Linked DNA regions of Mus musculus: region 2 is linked to region 1. A link is a loop called in an ENCODE intact Hi-C map of the cell type or tissue named here. Cell type or tissue: left cerebral cortex. All regions are shown on one strand. Links, peaks and the distances in the headings refer to the core of each region. The heading gives the core; the rest is flanking DNA.

Region 1 (7,657 bases), core at 1,449-6,448:
CTCTGATTGGTAATCTTGAGGGTGATATGTGGGTAAGTAACCATCTAAAGTAGCTTAGGAAGAGTGACTTTCACAGTAACGTAGCAGAATTCCTGAATTAACCATTCCCTCATCTTGACTTTAATTACAGGTGAATTCTCTCTTGTACTGAGCTAGCAAGTAGAAAGCAGAGTCAAGGAGGCAGCAGAATCAAAGAACAGAAACACCCTGAATGATTCAGAGACATATCCACACAGAAAGAAAGAAAATGTAGTGAAGCCTATTCATTCTTGAAACTTACAGACCCTTAAATATCAAAGTTCTGTATTTGCTAGCTCTCTGTGTTAGCTCTCTGTCCCTGTGATAAATACCACACATAAAGGACTCAACTTAAAGGAGAAATGGTCTAGTCTGGCTCATGATTTCAGAAGTTTTAGCCCATAAAGGGCCCAGTCACATGGTAGTCTAGACTACCATGGCAATGGAACCATGAGGGCAGAGGAAGACACTCATCTCATGGTAAACATGATGCAAAGAGAGATAAAAAGCAATGGCAAGATTCCTAAAATAATCTTCAAGGAGAACATCTCCAACAATTGATTTTGCTAACTGGGTTTTATGTCCAGACATGTATATTACCTCCATATAGTTCTATCAGTTGGAGACAAAAGAATTCTGCACATGAATCTGTATTTAGAGCTAAAAGCATACACTAGTGGTGGCTCTAGGGCAGATCATAAGACCAAAGGCTGCAAGGTACATGAAGTGCTTGGCTCTGAATAACACAAAGAATATATGGAGCAAACGGGCTGTTCCCACATGTTGATGACAGTTAAGCACAGCTGCAGATATATCTTAAAACAGTAACTGACAGAAAAAAAAATAACTTTTTTGTCAGATTGTGTGTGTTTGTGTGCACACTTACACAAATGGTATTCACTTAAATTCTTCACAGATCCAAACCCATTTAAAATGGACTCCATGTCACTATAGCCTTCGTAGAACTGTAGTTAATCCAAAAACAAGATTCAGAAAACACAGGGAAGAAGAAGGTTTAATGAGTTTTTTAAAGTACTGAAATATCCAGTGATAGATACTTCTAGATTAAGCAACTAGATATTCACCAGCGAAAGAATAAAATTATCAAAAAATACTTATGTAAACCTTAATTTTTTAGTGACTCCGGTAATAGCTTTACATTATCCATATAAATGAAGTATCAGAATGGCAGAATAAGGGGCTGGGAGCTTAATAACCTTGGCTTCCTGTGTGTTGTAGTTTTGTGAAATATGATCATAAATATCCACACAAGTCCCTGCCCTGTCACTTAATGTACTTCACTCTCCATGTGGTACTGGTACTCCAGGTTGTGTGTTATTTTTAGCTCTCAATATCTGAAACAGGCTCTCACTAAAACTAGGAAGCAATTCATGAAGTACTCCCCTATGTCCCCACCCACCTTAACTTGAATGCCTCCTAACTGTCTTCCTGGCATTCTACCTCCCATTTATTACCTCTCCCCTCTGGTTCCCTGCTGAGTTTTGCTCCTAGCAAGCTTTCAATTAATCCCCACAGAGGCCTTAGCTGATAACTAAAGTGCTAACTGGAGTGTGAATGCTCCCAGGACTAGTAGATGGTGAAAGCAGGCTCTTTGAAGACCTAGATCCTCAGTAATACAGAGAACTGAGGGAAAGAGTTTGCTGTGATTAATAACATCGCACTTAGCAGACTTTCATTCTCACTGTTAGGGTAGACAATATCAGTGACTGGCGGATGTTTAAGAGGCTCTGCTAGTGATGGGAAGGAAGGAGATGCCAGACCAGCACCAAGGCTAAGTCAGAGAAGGTGGCCTCCACCATTACGCATAATGAATTATAATTTTTCTAGAAATACCATTTCACTGTCACATCTGGATTGTGGTATTCTCAAAAGCTTCATTTCAAGATGTACACAGCTATCCTTGCTTTCCCTTCAGCAATTGTTTCACCCTGCTCAGTGTCTTGGAAGCTGTCCATAGAAGATAGGCTTGCTTAATAGGTTTCATAAATATGTTCCAATTGACAATGAACTATATACACACAAATAATAGAAATTCATATATATGCATGAAAATATATATGTAAATAAAATAAATGTGCTTCTCTACACATTAACTGTGATCATGGCATTTTTGTAACATGCTATGTTATCATGCATGTTATGTATGTTTTCATACATGTTAACACGTATGGTGTAGAGGGTTAACCTTCATAACACACCTTGTTTAAAGAAAGGTTACTCATTCTAGAAGACCAGTTTGTTTTAAAGTTTCCTGACTTCTGCTGCGTATCAGCATTGTACATAAGGTTTAAGGTCCTTATCCTTATTTTTTTTAAATAATTTTAAATCATGATGAGACATTCTTATTGAATTAAGAGGACTGTATGTGGGTCTTAAATTTTTGAAGTAGAGAGGTGAAGCTGGGGATATACAGAAGAGGCATTGGAGGGTGAGTCAGCCAAGTATTCATGATATAGAAATGAAAACTCATAAAGGCTATAACACATGCTGAGCTTGCTTGTAACAAAGCAAACTAAGTATCTAGGAATAGTATATAGAAATACTACATGATACTGTTCTCAAAAATTGTTGATGCATCTTTGCTATCAGTCGATACGTCTGTAAATTATAATTGTAGATTTGTAATAACTTTCTCCCTTCTTTGTGTGTGTGTGTGTGTGTGTGTGTGTGTGTGCCAGGAATCGGAAAGTGTCTTCTTACTACGTTAAAAATTTCACTTTTATCATTTATGCTAATAATTGACACTTCCTTAGATTCTGTATTTAAAGTTAGTAATTAATATCAATCAGTTTGATTTCTTTAAAATATCATCTAAAAGTTATGACCCGAGTGAGAACAAAGTACTCAGAATACGGGACACACCTGTTGCCACTATTCTAATGAAGACCTCCTGAATTTTAGAAAATACAAAGGTCATAGCTTGGGAAGGTGTAGCTTGCCTGACATATGTAATTCAAATACAGATGGCTAACACTTTTGTAGTCTGTTGATTTCCAAAAATCTCTCAATTTACATACCCTGCTCAATTAACCTGCTTTCTGTAAGTACAAGGAAAAGAATTTCTTCACTGGGCTCTGCACAGGGTGTGAGAATAGATTTGGGCAGGCAAATGTTTTTGTTATCAGTGGAAGTTCGAAGTACATCCTAGCTAGGGCCTCAAAGCTGTTTGCTTATATTCAGAAGACTGACATAGGTGGCTTATTTATCTTTGCTTTAAGGACTGTAGCATACACCACAGTTATTGGAGGGATTTTAGAAAGGAAAAACGGGTTGTGTGCACTGAGCATGGCATGCTGGTGAAATCAAACACTTTGCCTGCCAAATCTAAAGAGAGTTTGGCTCTGAAATAATTCAGAAGTTCAGAGCATACATTTGCAGACAGTGAAGAGCTTCCCCAAGGCCTTATGGTGGTCTTTAGGAAGGAGGAGCTGAGTTCAGGTTCAGAGCAAAGTCTCACGGACTCTCACTCTGAGATGCATAAAGTTTTCTTCTGATCTATTTCCTTATAGCTGCCTGACCACCCTTGAAATTGAAAAACAGGAGTAGCAGAGAGGGAGATGCCTTGCTTCACCGGCATTCAATCCAAGAGAAGAGAGAATGAGCTGGTTGTGCCTGGAACATGAGAACCTTTTCTGGAGGCAAGAGGTTAGAAAGCAAGGGATTCCTAGGAGAGGAGCCTACTGCATCCTCTGGCTCCAGCCAGGCTTCGCATCCGGAACTTGCTGCAGCTGGGATTCAGGGAGAGGAAGGTGGGATAGGAGGAGGGGAGGAAGGAGGTGGGGGAGGGAGGGGTGAAGCGAGGGGAGCTGGCGAGGGATAGGCGCGGGGAGGGTGGGATGGGGGGAGCGCCGGGCGCAGGGAGCTGAGTGGACGGCTGAGACGGCGGCGCGTGCAGCAGCTCCAGCAAGAAGCGAGTTGCCAGAGCCGGGCTGCTTTTCCATCAGGAGCTGCGAGCTCCGTGCCCGCTCTCAACAAGGTGATGGGCCGGCAAGCGTTTTATCTGGCCGCTGGGACTCTAGCTGCTTGGGGCTTCCTCCCTTAGACCCCTTCTTCTTCTCCCTTGGGTCTGCGTGTGTGTGAGTGCCCTGGTTTGGGGGTGAAGCCTCCTGGAAGGGGACACCCCTGTCCCTGCTCGTCTCCCCTTCTCTCCAACCCGTCCTCGCTGATGCATGCCTTCCAGGGGCGCCCCCATCTTCGCACCCGGTCTCTGACATTGCTCCCTACCCGTGGTTGTGTCTCCTTCCCAGATGCTCAAGGTGTCAGCCTTATTGTGTGTGTGTGCAGCGGCTTGGTGCAGCCAGACTCTTGCAGCTGCCGCGGCGGTGGCTGTGGCCGGGGGGCGGTCGGACGGCGGTAATTTTCTGGACGAAAAACAATGGCTCACGACAATCTCTCAGTATGACAAGGAAGTCGGACAGTGGAACAAATTCCGAGACGTAAGTGATGCGCACCCATCTCCAGCCAAGCGCATTTAGCTCCAGAGCTGGCATTTGCTGTGGCCGCCAGAGGTGGGGAAGGGGCTCGGTTTTCTAAGGAACCCGGGTTGGGGCGAGTTGGGGTGCTAAAGCTTGTATCCTGTAACTGTAGAACTTAGCAGTCTCCACTCCCCCCCAGATAGCTTAAGTAGGAATTTGCTTGTTACATATGCTTCTGAGTTAGGTCACACCGGGTTTTCTCTCTTCCCCCTTTCCACCTCACCTTGCCCCAATTTTTCGCCCCCAAATGTTTGCAAAGTAGAGCTTCGACCTTCTCAACTTTTGAATGGTGTTTCTGGCACTAGTAAACACAGCAGGGTGCCTGTGCTGTTGCCTAGCTATAAAGTAACTAGGATCGATCTCCTTACTAATGGCCCATTAAGGAATTTGAGGGAGGAGATATAAAGATGTAACATTTATAAATGCCTGCTCTCTCAGGGTGGGAGGTTGTTTGGCAGCGTCAGTCTGCAGAAGTTGAAATGCTGCTGATTACGTAAAAACTGTTCATCAGATTCTATTTCTACATTCACTTACCCTGGAACACTTTGGTCTTGTGTGTACTGGGCTTATGGGGAGGAAATGGAGCAGCAATGAAAGAGTTAAACTGTAGACTCCCTTGGGAGTTTTCTCAAGAGCTCTTTAAAGGCGACCAGCTTTAGAGACTCCCACATTTATTTGCCTGGAGCCAATAGCCAGGACTAGTCACCCACACCTGATCTGAATAGAGTCCTATGAGAATATTTGCTGCTGTGCCCAGAGCCTTGAACTAGGCTGATGCCCCAGGAGAACATTCTGACCTCTGGATACCATCCCTACCTCACCCTGTGAAACCCAGGGGTTTGAGACCTGGCAGAGTGACTCATATTCCTTGTCTAGCCTTGTAATGACATTTGTGAGACTGCCTCTCTGATTCAATCACCAGTGCTTTCCGAGTCTGTGAGTGAACTTCTCCGATTAGCTCAGGTTCTCATGATTAGGAAAACAAATGGAGGCTTGCACTAATTCTCATCCTGGATGCATCATTCTCTTCTCCCATCATGTCCGTCTCTGTAAAGTAACTGGCGAGGGGAGTCTCACAGAGAGATCTCCTAGAAATGTGACTATGATTTCAGGGTAAATCTATATGATACTCAGCATGAATATACAGCATACGGAAATGATTGTGCCCATTCTTATCGCAGGACTCAGTTTTGGTTTATGAATGAAATGTGAACATCCCTATTTTTTGCTAAATGGATGTTCTTCACTCTTGTAAATGCAGAGCTCTCACGTACCTGCTGTAAGCTAACACTGATATTAAGTGCAGCCAGAAGTAAGCAAACAGATATTTTGTACCAGGAGAGAATTGCCATTTATCATACCCCTACTTGAGAAAAGAAATATTGAAAATGTTGGCAGTGTTTGAACAGTACTTCCAGTATTGACAGATATTTATTGAATAACTATTATCTTTTAAAAGGAATTTTAGGTATGGCTAACACATTTGAAATCGTGTCTGTCCCAGGGGTCTCTGGTTTTAGTTAAATTGATTTAATAGTAAGAGAAAGCAGTGGACTTTTGTTCAGCATGTGAGCATTTGAGGTGCAACAAGCTGTGATGCCTACTATAAATGTGAATCTTCTAGGACTCAGGCACCCAACTTCAATAGAAACAGAGTGTGTCGACCACATCATGCTCAGGGGGGGTTATGTGCTTTCCCTAGAAAAGTCCATCAAAAAATGTAAAGTCATATAGAAAATATATATAGATATAGATATATGCATTTTCACATATGTAACACATAAAATGTAACTGATTTACTAATAAAATTAAGTCATATTTTAGAGTAACCATGGTAGAAAAAGAGTTACATTTTATGCAGGCAGGGAGATAAGAGGAACTAGGATTACATTTTACCTTTCTATACCTGTTGCTCCTTGTTGAGAATGAAATGAAAACTGCCATTGTGGCTTCCATTCAGCACTCAGAGTGCATCTCATGCAACCTTGTGCAGACCACCTGAAAAGCTAGTGACTTCATTGCTTCTTTCCCCTGGGGCAGTTCATCTTTTACCAGTTTTATCAGTGCAAAGGGGACTAATATTTTAGACTCATTTTTGGTCCAAGCACATGGATTTGAAATGTGAATTCTGTCTTACAGAGTCTATCTCTAATGTTCCATTTGAGCTTCCTATCTAAAATGATCGGTTTCTGTGCTTACACGAGAGAAAGGCAAACAGAGACAAGGACATCGGAGACTCTTCTTATAAGCACAATGTAACTTAGGCAAATTCTCTCTATGCTTCTTTCATAAAAAGATAATTGACATAATTTGAAAAGATGATTCTTCTGCATAATTAATTATCAGAGGTAATTAGTAGTAGAATTAATTCTTATTTTCTTTTCTGTAAAGCCAATATTATTTTACAAGTAACCCTTGAAGGTTCATGTGTGCCCTCATTTGAATAACATTTTAGAACTTTATTGTATATATAATTATAATAGAATACCAAGACACTAACTTCTCTATTTTACATTATATGTGTGTGTGTGTGTGTGTGTGTGTGTGTGTGTGTGTGTGTAAACATAGGTTGTAGTAAATCTTTAAAGATGAAGAACAGAACACCCCTGGTAACAATTTCCTCAGTAAAAATCAAGGGAAAGAATGAAACTAAAGGAAAGATGATCATGAGTATTACTAATAAAGGAAAAACTTTGAATATTTTTGGCTAATTTACACTATTGATTTGCATGAGACCTTTTATTTTGTTGTATTCCTTGCCTTTTTAACCTATACAAATACAATCTTATAACACAGGAAACTTATTTCTTTAAAGATCACTTAGAGTAAAATTCTAGCAGACTCTTCAATTCTCGTGTTTTAGGAAGAAAATTAAAGCTAAAATTCACCTAACATTTTAGCAGAAGTCAAGACTTAAAAATCACTAAATAAAACCGGTCTGGTATATCCAAGGTATGCTTATAGGAATTTAAAGTGAGATAAGGAGTCTCATGACTGCTGTGCAAGAAACCCAAGTTCAATCTTTTAACATACACAGACAGACAGAAAAAACAGACAGAGACACAGTCTCTCTCTCTCTCTCTCTCTCTCTCTCTCTCTCTCTCTCCCTCTCCCTCCCCCTCCCCCTCTCCCTCTCCCTCTCC
Region 2 (7,657 bases), core at 960-5,959, 930 kb after region 1:
TGAATGTTTAACTTTATCTTAAAAGTAATGTTTCCTATCCCGTTGGATCTCCAGATATGAGCTTTTTAAAGGGTTTGTAAAATCCTCTACTTGATGCTTGTTTCCTGTTCTCAGTCTTCCACACTATTTCTATAAAAGCAATAAACTAATCATCATAGAATCTATTTCCAACCTATGAGCGTTCTTCAACTGGGCAAAGCCCCTGAAACTTTCTTTGCAGGGAGTTTGTAGAGTAGAACCATCTTTCCTAAGAAGTGGCTCGTGTGTATGGTAGAGATTAACTACTGTTACCTTAACAGAATGCAGTAATTGCCGTGTGTGTGTGTGTGTGTGTTCTTTGTTGTTCTGGATGACTGGGCAAAGCAAAGGTCTAGCTGAGGGTCTGCAGAGGTTCCACAAAAAGGTGCCTGAACCGCACACTGGGAAGTGGCAAGCACAGGACTTGCACTCTAGCAAGCTTCAGCAAGGGTCAGGGTCATCTGAAGAAGTTACTCACCCCACAAAAAATGTTCTTTACACATTTATTCAAACAAACAAACAAAACAAAGCAGAAGCAAAAAGAACCCCCCCCCCCAAAAAAAAAACCAAAAAGCAAAAACAAAACAAACAAACAAACAAAACAAAACAACGTTACCATGAGCTGTCATTATAATGTTCCAGAATGGTACATTATCTTCTTGCAGACACGCTAAATACATCTAGGATGAACTTGCTTCAGACAATGACTTCTGAGACTTTGTGGAAAACATAGTTTTCCAGTTTGATTTCCCTGAGAAGACTGTCAGCATCCTCCTCTTTCATCCCGCCTGTGATACCTACAGCCTTCCTCAGGGTTAACTGCCTTGGAATGACACTGCGAGGGAAAAGAAAAACAGTACAGATTTTAACATGAGACAAAACCCACATATGACCCAGAAGAAGCTGCAATCAAGATATTGATAGAAAGAATCTTAATCCAATAATTCTAAAGATGATAAATAACAGACATTGAGTCAAACTATCCAACATTGATATACAATTTAACATATGTATTCTTATTTATTTATGTTGGATAGTTTTCCATGAACTAATTTTTATTATCCCTTGAATATTCATTATCTTTCACTTTGTGTTTTATATAAAATATAAAAGAAAAAGGAATTGTAACAGCAAAAGTGAGTTTAAGATTCCAAAACAGAACAAAACAAAACAGATAGGCAATGCTGTATTTTTTATTCTATTGCATTGGCTCTTTTTAGCTTCCAGTGCTACACAAGGCAAACTGCTCACACAGTTAACTACAGTGACCCAAACCAGAAGCCCATAAAAGTGGGTTAATATAAAAACAGAAACATCATCACTTCATTGTTACAAAGGAAAATAAAATCTTTTACTTGACTCCACTTGGGTCATGAACCTTCAGATGATGGAACCTATTTCTAAAATGCAGAGAAATCAATGTATGGATGTATGTGAAAAATTAAATATTTAGTTAGTTGCAAATATATACTTTGGTTTATATTTGTTGAGCTGGTTATTTAATTGTCAAGTTAAAATAGTATATAATCTGGGAAGAGAATCTCATTAAAAGAAATTTTACATTAGATAGGCCTGTGGCCATGGCTGGGGTAGGAGCACCTTTATTAGGTGAATTCGTGAGGGAAGACCCAGCCACCTATGGGCGGCTCTATTTCCTAGGCCCGGGAACCTTAAGTGCCTAAGAGTGGAGAAAGTCAGCTGAGCACAAGTGAGGATCAGGAAAACATCTGTGAATTCCTTTCTCCAGCTCCCGACTGCCTATGCTGTGACTAGCTGATTCAAGTTCCTACAACACTGACATTCCTGAAACAATGGACTGCTTGTCATTATCAACCAAGTGAATCCATTCTCTTCCAAGTTGCTTCTTATCAGGGGAATTTAAAGCAGCGCCAGAAATGAAGCACGGACATGTTATATATGACATTAGATGAAATAAAAGAGACTCAATAAACAAGAGAGAGATGTCACGGAAATAATCAATTGTAATGCCAACACTTTTCAAGTTCCACGTTTGTAAGAGATATAGCTATCCAATAAACAGACAGAAAAGGATAAGTTTAAGGTAGAACCGAGGGACGACGGTACTGTTATTCTTGCCCCTTCTATTGATTTTATGGTTAGATTTATGTATTGTTTCTGTGTGTGCATGTACATATGCATGGACATAGCACATGGAGATCAGCAGTAATTGTCACATATCTTATCAGTGGCATTGTTACCATCAAATGTTTTGTAAAATAATAGTTATAATGAAAACGGTTCTATTGCTTGTCCTGTTTATCATAGAAGTTCACATCCTAGAACACTGCATAGGACAGAGTGAAATGTGAGCTGTATGAACCCGAATCATCAAGGAAGCCAATGACAATGTGAAAGGTCACATACGACAGTTGCCAGTGAATGAGAGCTTGTCATAAAAGGTGTGGTAGAACTGTGTTTCCAGAATCCCTGTCACAGACAAAGCTGCTAGGCATTTCCTTCTGATGCAGAGCTGCCTTAAAGATACGCTGTTTTCACAAATAACACAGACAAAGCTATATGAGCAGTTTTCAGATATGTGTTACACAATGCCTTCTTGTTGTGCTATCGCTGCCGTTTATTGGGTTTGAGGGACAAGGTTCTGCACTGGGCCCAGGGTAGGCTTACTCTTTAAGCAGTTGTCTTTACCCCGGTGGACAGGGGCTGGGATGACAAGCCCGAGCCCGGAATGATCAAGCCTGAGCACGGAATGATCTCTGCAATCTTGGTAATTGTAACATACCTTCTGATTTCTCACCCTGTTTTCAAAAATCATTGGTAGTTTTAGTTATATTTCAAATGACTACTGTGAGCTGAATCACAAACCATCACTAATGCAAGTTTTCGGTGGGATACTAATTTTTCTGTTTTATCTTCTTTTAATTTCTTCACAAAAAGACTGGTATAGGCCTAAGGGGAAATGTTAACCATGTTTATTCTAGCCAACAGGCACAACGTGGAGAACTGACCAGTACACGCTAAGAACTAAGTAGAATTTTCGTGACTTGACTCATAGGTCTGCAGAGTACTTTGAGTAGGAAGCTATGACATCATTCTTTAAGCTCCTGTTTTCTGTAGAAGAAAAAGGAGTGATGCTGCCACCTGGTGGCCATAAATTATAAGAGCAGGATGATGTTTCCCTTTATGCACATATTTCTGAGGAAACAGGGATATAAAAACGTATGGATATCACCGAGGGCCCTAGCAATCAAATGACAAATGAGATACTTTTATGAAACAAATGCGTAAAATGTCTCCATACTGGGGAATGTTTGCTACGTTTTGTTGTAGATTTTATTTATTTTATCATGTAAAATAAAAGACTTTCTTCTCTCACACAGTTTTCTTCTTTCAGGTTAGGTTTGATGGCTATATTATCAAGCAAACCAACTTTATTTATTCTTTATCACTATCCACACTTCTATTTATAAATAATTTCTGTATAGTGAGGTAAAGAAAGCTCTGTTCAGGAAAAAAAAAATATATCATTGGTACCACAGGTATAGAAAATTTGTCTTTGGCAGAAGAGTATAAAGGTAGTTTTCAATGCTTTTCATAGCTTGAATAACTGAGAATCAAGTAGTGGAGAATGGAGGCTCATACCTATAATTCTAGCAGCTGGAAGGCTAGGATCTGAGGATGTTAAATGGTAAAAGAGCCCTGCCACTAGAGGGGATGCACGTGTGGCTACTCTGTCACATGTGTGTCAGTAGGTGACAGAGAAGAAAGAGCTTATGTCTACACTAGATGTTCTGACTTGGAACATCTGAATGATTAGCAGCCTAATACTCCTTGGGGAAAAAAAAAAGAGTCTGAGATGACCACCAGTGCAGTACCAGAGAGGTCTAAGTGGGCTCCCAGAATGGTGAACAAGTCAAAGGCTAGAAGAACCCCACCTAGGACCTTCGGCTGGAGTGAGATTAAGATGGACAACCCTCCCAAGGGGCCACGCCTACAGGCTGAGTGAGTACGGAGACTGAGATACCAATGGACAGCAACACGGGGGCTGTACAAGGAGCTAGCCTGGACTGTACAGGGAGCTAACCAGTCCAGTATTGTGCAGTCCTGGGGCAGGCAGACCATGATCTAGATGACCCCTACACAGCACCATTAAACATGAGCAAAGCAGAACACTCTTGTGACAATTCTAGAGATCATCCCAGATACTCAAAGATAACTGGTGCCACTAAGAGGAACCAGTAAGTAAAGAAATGGAAGAAAAAGAGAAACCAAGGGATGTGGGTTCGATGAAGAGAGGCAGAACTGGAGCCCAGAGCTTAGTGAGGAACAGCTTAAGCCTGATGTGAGTTGTCAGTGATGCTACCTGGGAACATGGTGGGTTTCTTGCCTGTGCTGTTACTGGGGACCACATATGGATTCACGGCCATGCAACAACCAGGGATCTGTTACCACCAAAGGCCAGGCAGATACCCATGGTTTGGGCTGCCACCCAAGGACATGTTAATCTCTGAGGGCTGTGCAGAATGGGCCCCAGCCCTCACCTGTGCATCTTGGGGGAAAATGATCCTATAGGTAGCAGAGCTGGCCCTGTACCTAGCCAGTTCCCATCCTGGGAGAGTGGGACTTGAACATTGCCAGAGCTGTGGGTGAGCTGGACCTGAGCATAAGAGCAGAGGAGAGCTGGCCCTACCATTCATCTCCTTTGAGATGATGTGAACATGAGAGAGATACCCTTCCCCCTCCTCCATCCTTACCACCTAGAGCAGGGCAGCAGAGCAGGCCCTGCAGGGTCATCAGAGCAGAAGACTGGCCCTGTCCCTCACCTGCTGCAGCGGGAGAGCAGGTCCTGTACTTCACCTGGCCAGTACAGCGGAGCTGGCCCTGGATATGGGGGCTGCAGGTGAGCTGTTCCTGAGGGTATAAGTGCAGGAGAACCCACCCTGCCTTTTATCTTCTGGGTTGTGGCACAGACGATGAGGGAGGGATCACTTTCTCTCCTCCAGCATCCCTTGCCATCTAAGAGAAGTGGGAAATACAACTTTGGGTCATGATAGTAGAACTGGCCATGTCCCTTGCCAGCTGCAACACTTGGGAGAATGGACCCTCTACCTCCCCTGCACACAAGGTCGAGCTGTCCCTGGTAGCAGGGGTTGCTGGTGATCTGGCCATAAGGATCTAAAAGCAGGAGATCCATCTGGCTGACCAGCTCAGATACCTCTCAGACCCTAATCTAGAGCTTTGAAATTGCCCACTCAACATCAGTCCCATTGGTCAATTAACTGCAGGAGTGCATGAAGGGACTGATCCTATAATTCCAAAACTGCAGGATCTTCTTGACACAGGGAAGCAGCAGTATATCTGAGAGGAGTCTGAGTGAGGCTCCAATACTGATAGGGTAACAGAAGCCAGAGGCCTCATACCTAACCAGATTTGGAGTCATTACAATGAACATTTGCAAGTGAAGAAATGTAGACAAAAGGGTATACCATGGGACACACTGTGACTCAGAACTGCTTCCACAACAAGATTTTGATTTTATCTCTGTTGGGGAGAAAGTTACAAGAGTAAAGGGGGCTGGGGTATGAGAGGGGTTTGGGTGCATGATGTAAAATTCACAAAGAACCAAAAATGATGGAGAAGGAAGAGCAGAAGCTAGGTAGAGAGTTAGAAAGGACAGAAAGAAAAGGAACAGTCTCCTATTCTGAGAATGCCTCACTGGATGAATTTTTGTCACTCTGTTAACAGTACATCACAAATATTTCACCTTGCTACAACTCGGTTACCATGTCATCATAAAAGTGGCATTAGCATTGGCCTCACAATTGAGTTAGAAGCAGTAGTCAATTCTTTCAACAATGACAACAAAGGCTGTTGTTGTTTAATATAAAAGATGTGTGTTGTCTCAGTCAAAAGAATGATCATTTAATGTTCTCTTTTGTAGAATAAAGCAAAACATAAGGAGCAGTGTATGAACACCTAGAACAGCCAACTGGATGACAGATAGGACACTGTAATGAGTATGTATACTTTCAGGGAAGTGTGTTAGGAAAATTACAAAGACGAAACACAAACATAAACACATATGCACATATACATGCACACATGTACACGCATACACACAGTATGACAATTTCACTGTGACAAAATTCCTCAGGCAGTAAAGTGCTGGTTCAGCAAGCATCACATCCTGAGGTCAGATATGCAGCACCCACAGAAGAGCTAGCTATGGAGCTACATTGCTTCAACCCAGTGTCGGGAGGAATAGTGTCTCTGAGGCTTGCTAGCCAGCCTATCCAAACTGGTAATCTCCAGATTCCACGAGAAACCTAACTTCTAAAAAGAAAGAGAATGGTGATAGAGGAAATGGCACCATCCACATCAGGCCTACACACATAAACACCAGACATACACACAAACACACATACAGACACACACACACACACACACACACACATACACACACACCAGATATACACACAAACACACACACATCAGACATGTACACAAACACACACACCACACAAGTATACACAGATATACACAAACACACACACACACCAAACATACAACAGCGACATACACATGCACACATACAGGCACACACACACACAAAGACACACACACATCACAGGCACACATAGACATACACAAACATACATACATAAACACACACCACACATACAACACCCGACATACACATGCAATACACATACAGACACACACAACATCTTGCCTACAGACACACATACACACACAGACACACACACATATACACAGAACATCTGGCCTACATATACACATACACACATAGTTGCACCCACTCCCATATACATGCATGCACAGATATACTACACACAATACAGTGTGAAAACATCTCACCAAACAGGAGAAGATTTTGAGATTAAAATAGAGAAAATGTTAAATTTCATGTGAACTATTTTCTCAGGAGGCAGGAAAAATATACTTGTAAATGTCTGAATTGATTTCACATTTATGTCCAACCTCACAAATTCAGTGATGATATTTTTTTAAAGAATGGAGTCTAGGAAGTAGGATGGACACTTCACTGGATCTTCTTGGTACTGAGTGGCCATTTCTTCATGAAACAAAATAAACTTGTACACCTCTGTATTCAAATGAAGTTAACCACAGAGCACAAACAGAATCATAGGTTCAAGCTTTGTATTTTGAAATAAGTATTCACTGATTAAATGGGACTTGACAGATTTAATGAGAAACTAAAGGTGACCTCAAGCCAAATTTCCTTATTTATTCTAAACAATGGTCAGCTCCTTTCAGGCAAGATTAGCAAGCTAAAGGTGTTTGAAGATAAATTGTGCAATCTCTCTCTAAAATAATGTTTAACGATAAACTTTTTAATGTTTAAACAAAAAGCTGTAATTGTGAAATTTACATTTAAATCATATTAGAAATTGTCTATTGTATTTTTCATATATGGAAAATATAACAGCTCTGTGCTTAATTTTTTTCTTTTTTCCATGGTTTATAGTATTTATTTATTAAATACTTTTATTTATATTATTATTGTTATTGTTTTTGTAGATATTTTCTTTATCCCCTATCCCCTCTCCAACCTCCCCACTGCCACTTTCTGGCCCCAGCATTCCCCTACACTGGGGCATAGAACCTTCACAAGACC

Evidence for each region. Hi-C counts contacts between places; a loop is a spot of excess contacts. Peaks named below come from ENCODE experiments on the same cell type or tissue, not always from the same donor. Only the 100,000 strongest peaks of a DNase experiment are listed, where the experiment ranks them.
Region 2: a loop joins it to region 1, with 2.7 times the contacts of the local background. A loop is called at or near these places in 2 of 42 quality-filtered maps.

What each region holds. Positions count from the first base shown.
Region 1 is chr8:62,947,514-62,955,170 of GRCm38, forward strand. Spock3 (sparc/osteonectin, cwcv and kazal-like domains proteoglycan 3) reads left to right here and starts at 3,832. Exons shown (of 12, transcript NM_023689.3): 1 at 3,832-4,015; 2 at 4,287-4,475. The coding sequence starts at 4,287. In left cerebral cortex, for the core only: no CTCF peak of the experiment used is centred there; DNase peaks (open chromatin) are centred at 3,398, 3,770, 3,926, 4,210 and 2 more places; H3K4me3 peaks cover 2,749 bases; H3K27ac peaks cover 1,988 bases.
Region 2 is chr8:63,874,501-63,882,157 of GRCm38, forward strand. Gm24580 (a small nucleolar RNA gene) reads left to right here and starts at 3,696; the gene lies at 3,696-3,826. In left cerebral cortex, for the core only: a CTCF peak has its summit at 3,135 (motif pointing left); DNase peaks (open chromatin) are centred at 1,749, 2,487, 2,703, 3,134 and 1 more place.